Regions from separate parts of the Homo sapiens genome. Here region 2 is linked to region 1. A link is a loop called in an ENCODE intact Hi-C map of the cell type or tissue named here. Cell type or tissue: Calu3. All regions are shown on one strand. Each heading gives the region's core, and the rest is flanking DNA. Links, peaks and the distances in the headings are about the cores only.

The links. Hi-C counts contacts between places; a loop is a spot of excess contacts. Peaks named below come from ENCODE experiments on the same cell type or tissue, not always from the same donor. Only the 100,000 strongest peaks of a DNase experiment are listed, where the experiment ranks them.
Region 2: it touches region 1 in a loop (2.0-fold over the local background); 6 of 110 quality-filtered maps call a loop at or near these places.

What each region holds. Positions count from the first base shown.
Region 1 is chr3:147,613,172-147,620,652 of GRCh38, reverse strand. No RefSeq gene overlaps it. Among named protein-coding and RNA genes, the nearest start is that of ZIC1, 210 kb to the right of the region's middle. RefSeq lists a silencer at 6,718-6,767. In Calu3, for the core only: a CTCF peak has its summit at 3,434; no DNase peak of the experiment used is centred there.
Region 2 is chr3:147,351,641-147,359,121 of GRCh38, reverse strand. No RefSeq gene overlaps it. Among named protein-coding and RNA genes, the nearest start is that of ZIC4-AS1, 31 kb to the left of the region's middle. In Calu3, for the core only: no CTCF peak of the experiment used is centred there; a DNase peak (open chromatin) is centred at 4,261.

The sequences.
Region 1 (7,481 bases), core at 812-5,811:
ATGTTGATTGATTAAAGTCTGTTAGCATGAAACTATAGCCATCAGTTTTTTTCTTTGTGTTATATAATTTTAAGATGTATGAGAAATTTGATCAAATAACCAGTAAAAATACATCCATGCATCAGTATTTTTAAGAAGCCAAAAAATGATATTCTATTACGCTGATGAGGCTAGAATTAATTTAAATAACTTTGGGCTTGATTCATGAAAAACAAAAATACTTACACAGTAGGGGGGCATTATTTCTGCATTTTTTTATATGCACAAGTCATGGTCTGCATTCAACTTTCAATTCAAAAAGAAAAGTTGCAGATTTATGTAGGCAGGTTTTTGTGTGAGTGCACAGCTCCAAAGTGAAAAATAAATAAGCCTGGAGAGAACTTAAGCCTTTTAGCAGAGTGTTAAAATGATTGCAGGCTGAACTTCAGGCCCCCAAAAAAATCTCATCCCAATAAATTATTACCAAAATGTTAGCCAGCACCACGTTGTCACACTCAGGCAGCAGGGACATAATGGTGACACAGAAGAAAACTGCCACATAAATCACTTTAAAACAGCCCTTTGCTCCATATAGGGAGAAACTTCCATCCTCAGCTGAATCTCCTCTCCCACATTTTCATCTCTGAGAAAATGGCAACTGTCCAAATCACTAAAAACAATTTAAAAGAAATCCCTGGAGATGTTGCTGCCAAACTTAGTAATAGCCTTTCGTGATTAAGAAAAAAGGAAATAGGTAGTAAGAAAAATTCTTTTTAGAAATATTCTCCCTTTAAAATCTGAATTGATAAAGTAGATCACAGGTCTTAAACTGAACCAAAGAATCAATAAATATTGATTTTTTCTTAATTTGGCTTTCTTAATTCCACTAAGGGAATATATCTTTTATAGAGTATAGAAATATAAAGAAATGGATTCTATAATAAAATAATTTGGCATTGTTAAGGCATTTCAATAGAGGCAAATGCATTTAACTCATGAAAAATGTTCTCAGAATTTTTACATCTATTATTTCCAAAAGCCAATTTTAAGCTTTCAGACCACATTTGCAATTATTCTTTAAATAAACTGTTCAGCAAAAATATATATCTATTAAAATTTTCTATATGAATAAAAATGGACTTTATAATTAATGACCATGAAAAGTCATTCTAATAGTAAAGTAAACCAACATTATTTATATGTTTTAAAAATAAATAAGGCTATATGTGTTTTTAGACATACTTACATATTTGTAGAAATCATGTTGTGTCAAAAATAGAATTAATTGATTTTATTTTAATGTAAAGTATTTTAAAATACTGTCATAGCTCTATTGTTTCTCACATTTTGAAACAAATCATTGTTGTTGCTTCTTTTTGTCCCTTAAACTTTCAGGAAATCTTAGCTATTTCATAGGTGCACCCTATGAAAATTTTTTATATTCAATAAAATCTTGAAAATAAATGGAAAATAAACCTAGACGTTCAAGATAATTTTATTAATCCTGTGGAAACTATTGCATAATAACACAGACAGTATTCAACTTCCCTTGTCAATTTTGAAACTCAGCTATTACTGTTGCTGTCTTAAATTTAGCATCCTTAAAGCTGAAGGGGGGAAAATCAACTTGCAATTTAGACAGTTATCAAATTACCAAAACTAGTGCAGGAACTCTTAATGAGCAAAACCATTAACAATTTTCCGACTGGAGCCCCTGTTCAAATACCTTGGACACCTTGTTAGCACAGAATGAGGTGTTCAATCAAGAGACTGGGAATTGGAAGTACCAGGGCACAGTTTTGAGTGGTGATTACAAGGGCGAGAGGGCGAGTGCCAAAGTAACAGTCTTCTACCCTGCAGGAAGCTGAGAAACCTTCAAGTCTACATTTGTAAATCAGGCCCGATGATTACAGCAGTCACAAGCAAAGAACATATGAAACAATTATTTGCACCATTCTTTCACTGTTTTAATTTGCTCTTAAAATGAACAAGATGATCCCCAGAGTCACTGGCATTTTGTCTTTAGAATTTTAGAGCATGTTCTAGGATTTTTCATGGCACTGTAAGCCAAGGAAAAGACTAAAAGGATAATTTCAAAGAGCATTCCTTTTTTTTTCCTCACAAGCTTTTTTATTGTGCAGCTTTCCTGTAACTTAACATAGACAAAATAGTTTGCAGGAATTTAATTCATTTCAGATATTTTAATTGTTGACTATTTAAAAATAAAATATGTTTGTCACTTATTCGTTTTTAACTTTTGTTTTATTGCCTTTTATTTAAAATGCAGTATCTTAGACATTGAGACTCTTGCATTAAATTCAGCAGGAATAACAGAACATGTTTCCAGTTTTTAACTACTTTAATCTGCTCTTTAACCACTGACAGCTCACAAATAATTTACTAAAAAGTTTTTATTTTAGGTTACAGCATTTACGTTGTCCTTGAAGCTTAATAGTGACACAGTATCAAATGTATTTAAAAGAATATATTTAAGCAAAATATTACTTCTTTAAATAAGCATATTTATCTTAAGTGAAAAAATTGCACTGAAAAAACAAAATTAAACAGAAAACAAAACCTTCCAAATGCAAATACGTGGAATTGATTTTATTGACATTAGGTACATCTTTTTTACGAAGTTGACTATAGACAAATAAAAATTCAGGTGCCATAAAATAAAGTGTTTATAGTTGGAAAAAGGAAACACAAATATATATTTATAATTTTGTTTTATGATACAAAAATCTATTTTTTTAACTTATTAAATATGCACATATTTTTCTCTGAATTGTTTGCAGGATGATGTACTAAATGTTTAGGGGATGGTTTTGCTAATTAGTGACAGACATGAGGATTTATATATAATATTATATTCTATATGTCTGTAATTTTATAAACTTTATTATGAATTAATCGGAAAAAGAATTTTCAAAAGAACTTAAAATTACCAATTAATTTTATTTCATTTTATGAAAGCATATTAAAGGTTAGATTCTAAGTCTGTATTTTCTTCAATAGGTAGATACTGGAAAATAGCATTTTTAAAAGACTTGGAGCACCTCTGAATTTGAAAACATCATAAGGTTCTGTTTATATAAGCAAGGAAGGAAAATAACACAATTTTAACTACTTATAACTGATTTCTGAAAATTTATTAAATAATATAATTAAATTTATTTTTAAGTAGGTTTATATTTTCCTAGAGAGCCTTCTATTTCCTCTTGACTATTATTTTTGTCAGTGTTTTGCTACATGGTACAATATTGAGGTTCCAGAGTTTGATTTTCTATACTAAATCAATGGTTTAAAATACTGTAAACTCATGTGAGAGATTGCCATGTAATTTTGTAATGTATTGCAATCACATAATTTGTCCCCAAACCCACAGTGATTACTGTTAAATGCTCCTTTTCTCAACTAGTAAAATCTTTTTCATGATTTGCTATCCAAATGTAGAGGGCGCTATTGTTCATGTATTTTGAAAGCGTTTCATAAAGGAAAATACATTTAGCTAATAATTTAGTATTTGTTTTCAAAATGTATCTATAAACTCCAATGGAAGTATCAATGTGTTGTCTGAATATAAATTTAAAGTAATTGAAAAAGTGTTTATATAGATCAGTAAAATTGCATTTGCCATTAAAGATTTATGCATTTTTAATTATCCCTGAGCTCTAATTAATCTATAATTAATTTTAAATATTATGATAACCAGATTTTACAGAAGTATTTCAATTTTTCTCTTATTGTAGTTATGTAGAAGAATAGCCTTGTGCATAGGAGATGCGTGCTGCAAAATTTAGGAGTGTCACTACTTTCAAGCGATTTAGGGAAAAGATAAACTTAATGTAGCAAAAAAATGTTGATTTTGAGTGGAGAACAAGCGAATGTTTACTGTACTGTATTTCAACTTTTTTTGTATGTTAAAATTTTTCAAACTAAAAATTTGCAGGAAATATTCTGATTGCTTATCTCATTCTTAGTTTTTATGTTTATTTTGTTCATTATTTTTCTAAGAAAATATATATTTTAAAAATATCTTACTGAGCATGCTAGTTTCTGTATGCTAAATTTTAATGCAGTTTTTAAATATAAAATGTTATCCTAATTATATTTCTGTCATTAATTTCTTGAGGTTGAATGGGGTCAATAATTTTAGACTAAAAATTTATATTTGCTCATATTTTTACAAAATGTTATGTGAGTAAATATTAATCACTTGTAAATATTTTCTCAAGTATCACGAAATCACCTGAGTTCACTTTTGTTTTATGACTTTTGTTTGTTTTATGGTTGCTGTAAAGAGCTTAAAAATGAGTCAACACCCCCCCAAAATTATAGTCATTCTTGTTCTAAACACAAAATTTAGGTAAGATATTGGTATAGTTTACAAAATGAATTTCAAAAATTTAAATATTTGGATGCATCATTGTATCTAAATGCATGGAACAAATGTTACATAAAACTAACCAGTACCTTGCTACTAATAGTACATGCTGTAGAAGAGTTACAATTACAGATTTTAAACACACTAGTTTAGAAAATTCAAACCAGGCACTAAACATTGATTGTATTCTAAGGTAGTTTTCATTCTTAATTCTTCACATTTAATTTAATACTTTGAATAAACCATTTCAAAATGTTTCTTTTCATGTTACTTATATATTTAATACATCTAAATATATTTTATAAATATTGTAAAGTATCTTATTAAGTTTATTATATTAAAGTCTATATATATACTGAATAGACTTAATAAGAAAATTGTCTCTTTAGTTAAATAAAATCTAGTTAAATAAAAATCACATTTAGAATCATCCAGATTATTGATTGAATATTTCTTTTCTATTTACATTATTAGGCACTGCGGAAGCATCAATAGCATCTCTTTTTCTTTTTAATCTAGCTTGCAGAAAGAAAGAGGGAGAGAATGTTAGTGACTAGTGTATGTAAATACGTATTCTATGCATAGCCATGAAACTAACTCACCAGAAAAAAAACACAAATATTGCTTGTGGAAAAGTTTTGAATGTAGCTCAGGCATTACTTTTCACCACTTCAAATTATTTTAAAATCAAAATAAGTATGGCAGAAAGCACAAAAAGAAAAAGCAGCTCTTTAAAATAGCTCATAACTTGCAATTTTAAATAGGATATCTGAAACTTTGTCTGGTTAAACTGTATCTAATCTTGCACAAGCAGGCATTGTCTAATTTTTATGGTATCCATGCACGTTCAAGAAGTTTTCCACCTTAAAAACAAGGGAGTAGAGTTGAGGGGGGTGGGGCCAATCCATAACTGAGTAACAGTTGCCTTTTATGTTTGGCAAGTTCTTTGGGACCAAGATACCCCCCAGCCTGACTGACTAGGAGGCTGAGATGCAGTTCGGCCCTGTCTTTATGTCAAATCACTGCCATCAAAACAATGGCTCATATTACATGAAAATCTTGTGCAAATGAGCCATAATGGGAGTGAATGACAATCTCGTAAGACCATGCAGCAGGGTCCTCCTTTGATGTGAAATACTGTTAATCTTTCTCAAACATAGCCCACTAAGCATACTTGGCAAATCCTATATGAGAAAGTCCTTACAGTACAGATTCGGAGATAAACACGCTGTAAGTGAAAAAGACACTAATATAAAGTTCCATGTTGGTCATAAATTTTCATTTACTTCAGTCATTTTTTGGTTGGGGGTTTGTTTTTATGTTCTTAGTGGTTATCATTTTTGTCTAGTCTTTTGAAGGATATTTATACATCACACTTCCTTATTTTAAAATGCTGGTTACAATGGCATTACGAGTGTTGGATATAAATGTTCAATGGCTGATTTTAAAAGTATTTTTAAAAGGATCTCTAAGGGTTATAATAATTTGAGAATGTTTGAAAATCTTATTTACATAGGCTTTTGTCGTTAATCATAGTGGACTCAGACTGATGGCTTCATATTATTTGTGCCATAATATGAAAGAGAAAGGAGAGAGAGAGACAACTTTCAAGCATGATGTTTTCTATTAGAAAAAAGAATGACTTAGGTGTTTCTATTTTTAAAGTAGTTTAAACAGCCATCTAAATATCTCCCAAAGAGTAATAGATCAGCTTTTGGATCACAAAAGGTATTTTCTTTCACGCTCTAATATCAAAAATCTAACTGTTTTGCTGGATATCCAAATATGTAAGGCCCATGTCTAAAGCAAGCTGAGTCAATCATGGTAATTCAGTGCTGGTAGGAAATATGCCTCTTCAGTTGTGCTCTGCTTTTGAAGTGTTGCCTAAAAATCAGCCTTGGGCTTCAAAGAGAGAGGGATTATAGCCTTTATCCAGCAATTAATATGGCTGGAATTCAGAATGTCAGTGTCTAACCACGATCCTGGCTGGACAGTAGCATAGCAGGAATTCGTTCTTCAAAACTTGGAGTAAATCATAAAAATGAATAAATAGTAAAATGTTATTAATGTGTGGCAGAAAAGAAGAGGGGAAAAAATAAACATTCCACTTCTAATGACCTACCTATGTTTTTGACATGCAGACAAGCCCTCCCAAAAAAGTGATGTCCCCAGACCTCTAACCAGCCTTATCCACCTAGATCGTTTTAATCTCCCACCAACTGCTAGGCAGAAAGAAGTGCTATTAGAGAGAAAGCTATTCCTTTTGCCTTCTAACATAGATCAGATGACAACCTCTCCAAGTCCCTCCTCTCTGTCAGAGTTCAAGGGTTCAAAAACGGTCAGAATGTCAAGCAACAGAAAAGCAGCAGGGTTTTGCAGGAAGAGTTTAAGTACGTTAGATTATGCAGAGTAGTCAGAAGAGACACTGGTGTTAGGTTTCATTTTTCATTCTCAATCTTATTTTAAGTGCCCTTTGACAGTAGCCTACAACAGAGATCCCCTTCTGCTACTGAGAGATTATAGAATGCAAGTCCTTAAAATACTATTTATTTCTACTTAATACTCTGGTATATTTGAGGTTGAATATTAAATAACAAAATGTCCGCACCTTTATAGCAATAGATTATTTGGAATTAATATTTCAACATGATGTGTTTATCTTGGTCTGAAGGCAAAGGAGTGTCATCTCTTCCAGGAATTGTGAACAAAAATTAGGAAAATCTCTCACGAATTTGAGGAAATTCCTCCCTTGGAATAGGTAGGACCCCTCCCCACCATATACCCGGAACCACCAAGCAATCTTGCTTTTTAAAATCTTACACAATTGTTTCTGCATGTTTCTTTACAATTTTTTTTCTACTGACTTGAAAGAAAACCCACATGTAAAGTATTTACAGAAAAGTATCACAGCATCCTGACAGGCTAAGCAATGTGTTTCATTAATAAGCAATGTTTATTGCTCATTATAGAGGTTTTGTGTGGAAGATATTTGAAGAATGATCACTATAAAATCTAATATTAACAAAAAATTTTAAATATGTAATAGTCTTTTTGATATCATATACATATTTACCCCTAAATCTCACACATAAATATAGAATTGAGATCACAGAGG
Region 2 (7,481 bases), core at 1,171-6,170, 260 kb after region 1:
CAAGAATGATATTGAATGATCTTGTTAACCAGATTTTTTTTGTCCCAAATTGTATGTCTTGGAGAAGTTAGTGAGTGTGTCCGATGACAGAGAAGGAGGAACAGGGACGAGGCAATGATTTTCCTGAGCCAAGGGGTTGGGGTGGCATAGTCTTGGGTCTTGATGGCTCACTCAGGGGGCCCTATAGAAACGCCCCCAAGGATTCAACCACCTGGGAGGCTCTTTACTTCTGGTATTTCTCCTAAGGATGAAACTTGCAATTCAAACACTCTCGTTGCCGATTCTCTCCTCCCGCACCGCTCTTACCTCCACTCCCACATTCCCCTCCCAGCAAGGTTAGCGCACTGGAAGCAATGTGAAGGGGCTGTGGGGAAGGTGAGGCCCGAGTTTCAGGCTACTTTTGTCTGATTCAGACTCTTTCAGAATGACCAGCAAGTTCAACCTGTACCGCAGAGCCAGGACTCACTGGGGAGAAATGACTTTTGCATCCTGGAGTTCTGTGGATAAGCTGAAATTTAAATACAGAGTAGCTAGCAGGCTATGGGGTACTGAAGTGGCTCCTGAGGTGAGACCTTTTACACCTTCCAGACCCTTCCTCGCCCAAATACATGCTTCAGACTCTGTGGCTCCCACTTCATAGGGGTTTTGGGGCACAGTTCTCAGGATTATGGCTAAAGGAGCCAAGTTGGAGGCTTGGACCAGCTGCCTATGGCTGGCCATTTAGGCCCTCATTGAGCCCATAGTCAACAGGGCATTTCACATCCTCAGTGAGCCAAGCTTGAGCAGCTTCAGTGCAGATCTGTGTCCAAGTACAGAGCTGTGGCTAATGGCACCTGCCAAATAGCCACTTGTCTCCTTGCTCTGGAAGATAATTTGTTAGCTGCTCTCCTCTTGGCATTTGCATGAATTCTGTTATTATCTTTTTTTAAGAAAAAAGAAAAAAACTTTTAAGATTTCATTTTGATCTACAAGTCTCTGCCAAACATTGAAGAATGAAACCAGTCATTTGGCTTAGGTGGCTTCTCTCTGATTTGCCTTATGCAGTGAACTCCTAAATTTAGAAAGGTGGGAGATAAAAATCATACCAAAAATTTAAAATGCTATCAGGGTGTTGCTGCTGAAAAAAGTAAATCCACAGATCCCACCTGAATAAGAGAATTGATTCTGACAAAGGTTTCAAAACTCAAGCTCCTGCCCCCTGTGCAAAAATGCTCAAGAGGTCGAATTATTTTTAATTTTTTTAAAAAACAACAGAATAGCCAGGGTGAAGTGAGGGCTAACATTTTGAGTAGCAGACGCTACTAAGTTCCTGCTATTCAAGTGAGAGAAAGTTTTGAGGTCCCAATCCATAGAAACTTCAGTTGTCAAAGCTTAATTAATGTGAAGAATGGATGATTTTCAAGCACTCTGACAGTGGTTCTAATTGCCTGCTTGCTCTTGTGTGTGATTTGCTGCAGGGAGTGGGTTGGGCAACTATGAACCAACTACCTACCAGTAAGTTTATTAAAAAGAAACTCTTGAATGAATGGGGGAGCCTCAGGTTTTGGCCCGCTGGGGAGGGAACTTGGCAAGAGCGTTATTTGTGTCGGTGAGTGTAGAATCCCGTGGGCAGGTTACCTGGGGACCATGGTCCCCCAAACAAGGTTGTGTAGAAGCTTTTCAGCAGCTTTTTCCAGAACATTTATCCGCAAGCTTCGGGGATCTATCCGTCTGTCTACCTCTCTAACTATCTATCGATCGATCTACCTATCATGTATCTATCCATTCATCCATCTACAGCTTGGTGAGACATTTGCCGAGGACAAATCCGATGGCAAATCGTTCCTTAGGCGGTGGTTCCTTAGGCGAAGAATTTAGACCACCGCCGCGGTCTAAACTGGAGCCGCGCCTGGCGGAAAAGACTGGAATTGGAAGCCGCGCCAGACAGCCCAATCTCAAAATTCCAAGCGCTACCCTCGCCCTCTCTGGGTTGGAAGCGGGACTGCCCAGCTTGCTGAGCTCCCCTTTTAGTTGGAAGGGATGTGGGGAAATATTGGATAACTTTGCCATATCTGCAACAAATAAACAGGGTAATTAAAATGACGCAAATGCTGGTGTTGGACTTAGCTGCTTCTATGATCATTAAAGGCAGCGACTTAAAAAAAAAACTCAATTAAGCCTAATGATGGACCTTTACTTCTTGTGAATAGATGGCAAGTAAAACCAATTAGACACATTCATCAGATTCTTTCCACCAAGTTTCTATAGACATTAGGATATGTTCTCAGTACAGCTCAGGAACTCGCACAATATTAACCGCCCAGCGCCGGGGCAGGTGGGGAGGCACGTGGATCTGGGTTAAAGAAATGCAATCCCCTACCCCCCATCCCATCCTAGGAAGCCGATTGCATCGGGGCAAGGCCGGTCCATTCTTGATTCTTCCTAGTGCAGCACCCGTCCCCTTCCCACCCAACTTTTTTTCCAAAAAATCGCTCAAAATTAACGAGTTTTCTGTTTTCTAAATCCCTCTGTGTGGTCAAGAATCCTGGATGTGGGAGTGCTTGGCAAAACCTAACTCTTCTTGGCGCAGAATAGCACCTAGGAAAGGCTGGAATTAAGAACCCAGAGAACGCAAATCGAATAATAGGAAAACAATATTAGTTCTCCCTTTGCATTTTCTTCAAAATTTTCTGCGGAGGCCAGAGTGTTTCCAAGGGGCCCAGATCTGGGGGCTGGGGGTGGGCTAGGAGGAGGAGCCGCAGGGAGAGTCAAATATGCCGAACTCCCCAAACATCAAGCGTTACTAACAACCTGGTATCACCAGGTCAAATGGCCTCAGTGCGAGATGATCTTCCCGAACGGATTTAAGACATTTTTGAGCTGGAGCTCTGACCCAGCCTCCCCGGAGAGCGCAGAAGTTGAACTTCTGGGTCATTTTCCGGTGGCCTAAGCTGTCGCAGTCTTCCTCCAAACTACGAGTTTCATCTATTGGCTTAGGGGCTATAGTTTGAACAAGAACTTTTTTTCCATTGCTCTGGAAGTAACAGGTAGTGCTAGAGCTTTTAAGGAAGAAAGAGATGAATGTATATGCTGGGTTCCCGGTGAGAGGCCACAGCTTTTAAACAACTTGTGAAAGGGCATGAAATTCAGCATCCAAGCAGATCCTAAAATTTAATATTCATCGCCTAACATATTCCCATAACTAATATGTATCTCCGTATTTGGAGTACGTTGATACAGTTTTCATTTTATTTTTGTGTATTAAAAGAGTACATAAAATGATATATAAATATTAAGTGGTATATGCTATTTATAAGAACATACAAATGTATGGCAATAAATATATCAGATGTGTAATGTATATTAGGTGATATGTCCTAGGCTAAATATGTATCTAGAGGTACATATGTATATGTATTTAGAGTGTGTATTTACAATCGATTTTGGACGATGCTGAGTGAAACCTTTTGAGCTCCATCCGTAGCTGACTGAGGCAAAAACAAGCATCTTCTTAATAGTGCCATTTCTAAACCCTTCTCTTGATCATCGCTCTGGCATCGCCTCCACTACCTCCATATAAATAAGAAAATCGTATAAAATAGGTAAACAAACAGAACACTCCAACCTTCTCCCAACCGGGTAAGCCTAACCCTTCACCTCAAAGCTGTTTTTTTGTTTGTTTGCTTGTTTCGTTTTTTCTTTTTTTAGTTTGATTCTGCTCCCAAACTTTCCCGCTGCATGGAGACTTTTTAGGGCCAATCTCCAAATTGGCGGAGATTCTGCGACCCAGCTCCAGACCTGAGCAGAAGGCGTGACTCAGACCTAGTCCTGGCCACCAGGAAATAATGGTAGCTGAATGAGGGGAATAAAAATCAAGGCGAGGGCGACCATTGGGACTGTTAGGCACGTGAGCACAGTCCCGGGAGGATTTTTTTTTTTTTTTTTTTTTTCAGCTAACGGTCTTTGAATGAGAGTCTATGACATCAGGTTGCAGATAAGGAGCGGGTAAGAGAGATAAAAGTTGAAAAGGTTTTGATTTGCAAGAGAACAAACTTTTTGAATTCTCCATGCAGATGGTGCAAATCTGCCTGTAATCATTTTTCAGCTCAACCGGGAGCTGATATCCTAGAGAAGCCCCAAAGTAAATAAGCATCCCTCCCACCCCCCAAAGTCACGCCTTTAAAAGGAACACCGTCTGCCTAATTACGTTTGAATTATGCAAGGAGCTCCGCAGAGGATGGAACTTTAGACAAATAATTGCTCCATTGTGAGCGGCCGGCCCGCCCGGCGCGGCCTCCCTCCCCTTTTCATCACTCGCGCTCGGAAGGCGGCGGGTCTCTCAGCCACCTGAAAACCGCCGTTGGGGGCCGAGCCAGAGACTCCTGCCTAATTAACCTACTTTTCCTCCCAGTGGATGTCAAGATTTTAAGAAAGGGTTGGGGGAGGGAAAAGAGGGACACACAGGGGTTCCCCACAACCCCAAGAGTCGAAACAAAGTTACTTTGCCAAGATTCATAGTTATGACTCGTTTGCACTTCAGGCAAAAAACTTGAGATGTCCCCAGGGAATTGCTTGGAAAAGCTTCCGCTGCTATCGGGGTGCCTTGAGGAGACAGAAAGTTTTGGAAAATTAATGCCATTTGTGTGTTTCAATAGTGTTACAGTAAATCATCGTAATCAAACAGGTTCTCAAAGTTTGGGAATAAATGAGAAAATGTAAAGATCTCTATAATCCTTAAATGAAGAATTAGGTTAATTTTCCAAATGAGGATTCAATTAAATTCATCTCGTATGTAATTTTGTAAGCAGAAAGAAAGAAAGAAAGAAAGAAAGAAAGAAAGAAAGAAAGAAAGAAAGAAAGAAAGCAAGCAAGCTAGGAATTTTAACCAGAGTGTCCTCTCTTACCAGTTTGCTAAGGACCACTCTGCTGATCATCCAGCAACAGTTATTTATGATGTTCTCCTCACAGGTAGATTCCCTATTCAAAATCAAAGAGTTGATTTTGATTTATTTCCATTTGTTTTAATTTGCCTAGGACTGAAATTGTATTTTCAGGATCAGCAGTCATATATTTGGATCATGTTATTGGGAAAAAATGTAATTACCTTCAAACCTCAAGAGTTCATATGCAAGCTGTGTAATAAAATGATTGAAAAACACACTATTGGCTCATTAAGTCTCTTCTTAAATATTTTCTCACATTGATAAAATTCACAATATACTAGCCTTCTATTTAAGTAATTTTGGAAGAAAATACATGGGCTTTGAAATTTACAGGAGCTGAGGGTGAAGTGGATTTAGTATTAGAACAGAAAACTGAAGGTTCTTATAGATTGTTAGAAATATTTTCTATAAAAAATAGATGCGTTGCTATTCAATTAGTTGATCCCCTCCGGCTTAAAAAACTCCACAGGACACTAGCTAAAGGTGTACACAAACATTTCTCCAGAGGGCCTATATATATTTATTTATTCATGGAGCCGAAGGCAACCAGTGTATTAGAAGCAGAGATAGAAATGGGGTGAAGGGCTGGCAAAGGTAAAATGCTTCTGAAGTGAGTTCCTGAGATCAAAGTTCCTAAATGGCATTCTTTCTCCAGGAAAGTTATTTATCAGCACATTTGTTTCAGTGAAAATAGTCAAGATGCTTTGAGTAATGGATTATGAATCCCACAATTAAGTGAACTCTGCGGTTTTCAGTGACGATTTTCCTATACGCACGCATACAGATAATCCCTTGTGTGTATACAGACATATAGACAAACAACATTATACCCCAAAGATATATTATAAATACAAATATGAAAAAAGATTGGAGTGTAGGAAGAACAGGGTAGATATATAGAAACAGAGAAAATGAGGGCCACATAAACTATCAGCTGAGTATGTGATTTTAGAAAGTGTTAATTCTTAAAATCTCACCTGGCTGAAGGCATAGGCAACCTTGGGTAGCCCCTGACAAGGTGCCCAGGACTTGTAAAATCTGCAAAAGGTGAGTACAAGGCTCTATAATATGTGTTTCCTCTAGAGTAAGAATTAAAATGGGAAAAATGGTTCTAATCTCACATTTAATTAACATGTAGGATTTTATAAAAACTGGCAGGAGCTGCTTATATAGTTTGAGTCTATAAAGTAAAACATTTGCATTGATTGCCCATCACTGTCCCCTAAATATCTCTGTATTCCTTTTCCTGTTTACTCAAATCATTCCAAATTCTTAAGAGAAATTGCTGACAATCTTCACCCTGATGAATGTTTTATTCCACCTTTGATCATCATTTATGAAATTAAGATATATTCATCTCAAAGAAAAGCCCTAATTCCTAGAAGTATACTATGTTTTAAATATTTTTTTCTATTGCCATCAGTTAAATACGTCTGAATTGCTTTATGGTCTAATACTTGAACTACTTTCCCTCTTTCCCTATATTATTACAGTTATATATTCAAACAAGTGAGTAAACCGTTATTTGATTATTTATGTAGATGACTTTATAATAAGTAAAAAGACCCATAAAACTAGTTTTTTCCCTACTTCTTAAATATACTTTTTTTTTTTTGCTCAGATATCCTCTTTCTCATGAAGATTTTAAGACTAAATCATAGTACAGTCACTGGCATAAGAATGATGTAGATAATAAAGTTTGCTAAATATGTATGGGCTTTGATTTGTGTTTGGTCAGATTGTAAAAATTGCACATAATTATTTAATTGGTGGACTCAAATAATATTTCAGGCAAGTTTTAGTATCCTGGTATGCTTAGGGAAGAGGATGAGGAGTTAATTATAAATTTTTTCCGCAAAGGAAAAGTTTATCTGTAATTATTTGTTGTTTTAAATATCAACAAATCTTATTTTGTAAATTTGAGTATGTGATCTTAATCAACTAATGTACAAGAAAAAAGTTTTCATCATTTTACATCATAAAGTATGAATATTAATTATATTGAAATAATCTAATAATCTATATGGTTTTTACATATTAGCTTTATATATGTATTTACGTATACCCCCATACACATAGGTATACACACATATCCCAAGATCAAAACAAATTTATAGTAATTTAAAACCTTTTTTATAGGTTGTTTATTTATACAAGAGTAAAGATACCTATAATAACATATTCTTAAAAATTTCTTACTTAACCGAACTAACAAATGATAGAGTATTTGCTAAGGAATAAAATTTATATAATACGCCACATTATCTAATGATGGTATTGTACTTCAAATTTTAGATATTCTGCTATCTTATTATATTTCTGTAAGAGAGTTTCATTTGAGATATTTGTTGAGTTACATGCTTAACGTTAATATTTATTTTAAAACATAGTGTTACATTGCAGCTGCCTGGAAATATGTTTTATAAATTTGTGTTTTTGTAAATGTGGGCAACATTTATTCACAATTACCTCATTTTCAACAACATCTTAACTATTTTCCTGTCCTAATCAACTCAGTAGATCTTTAAAACAACATGATTTTTGGTGTAACACAACTAT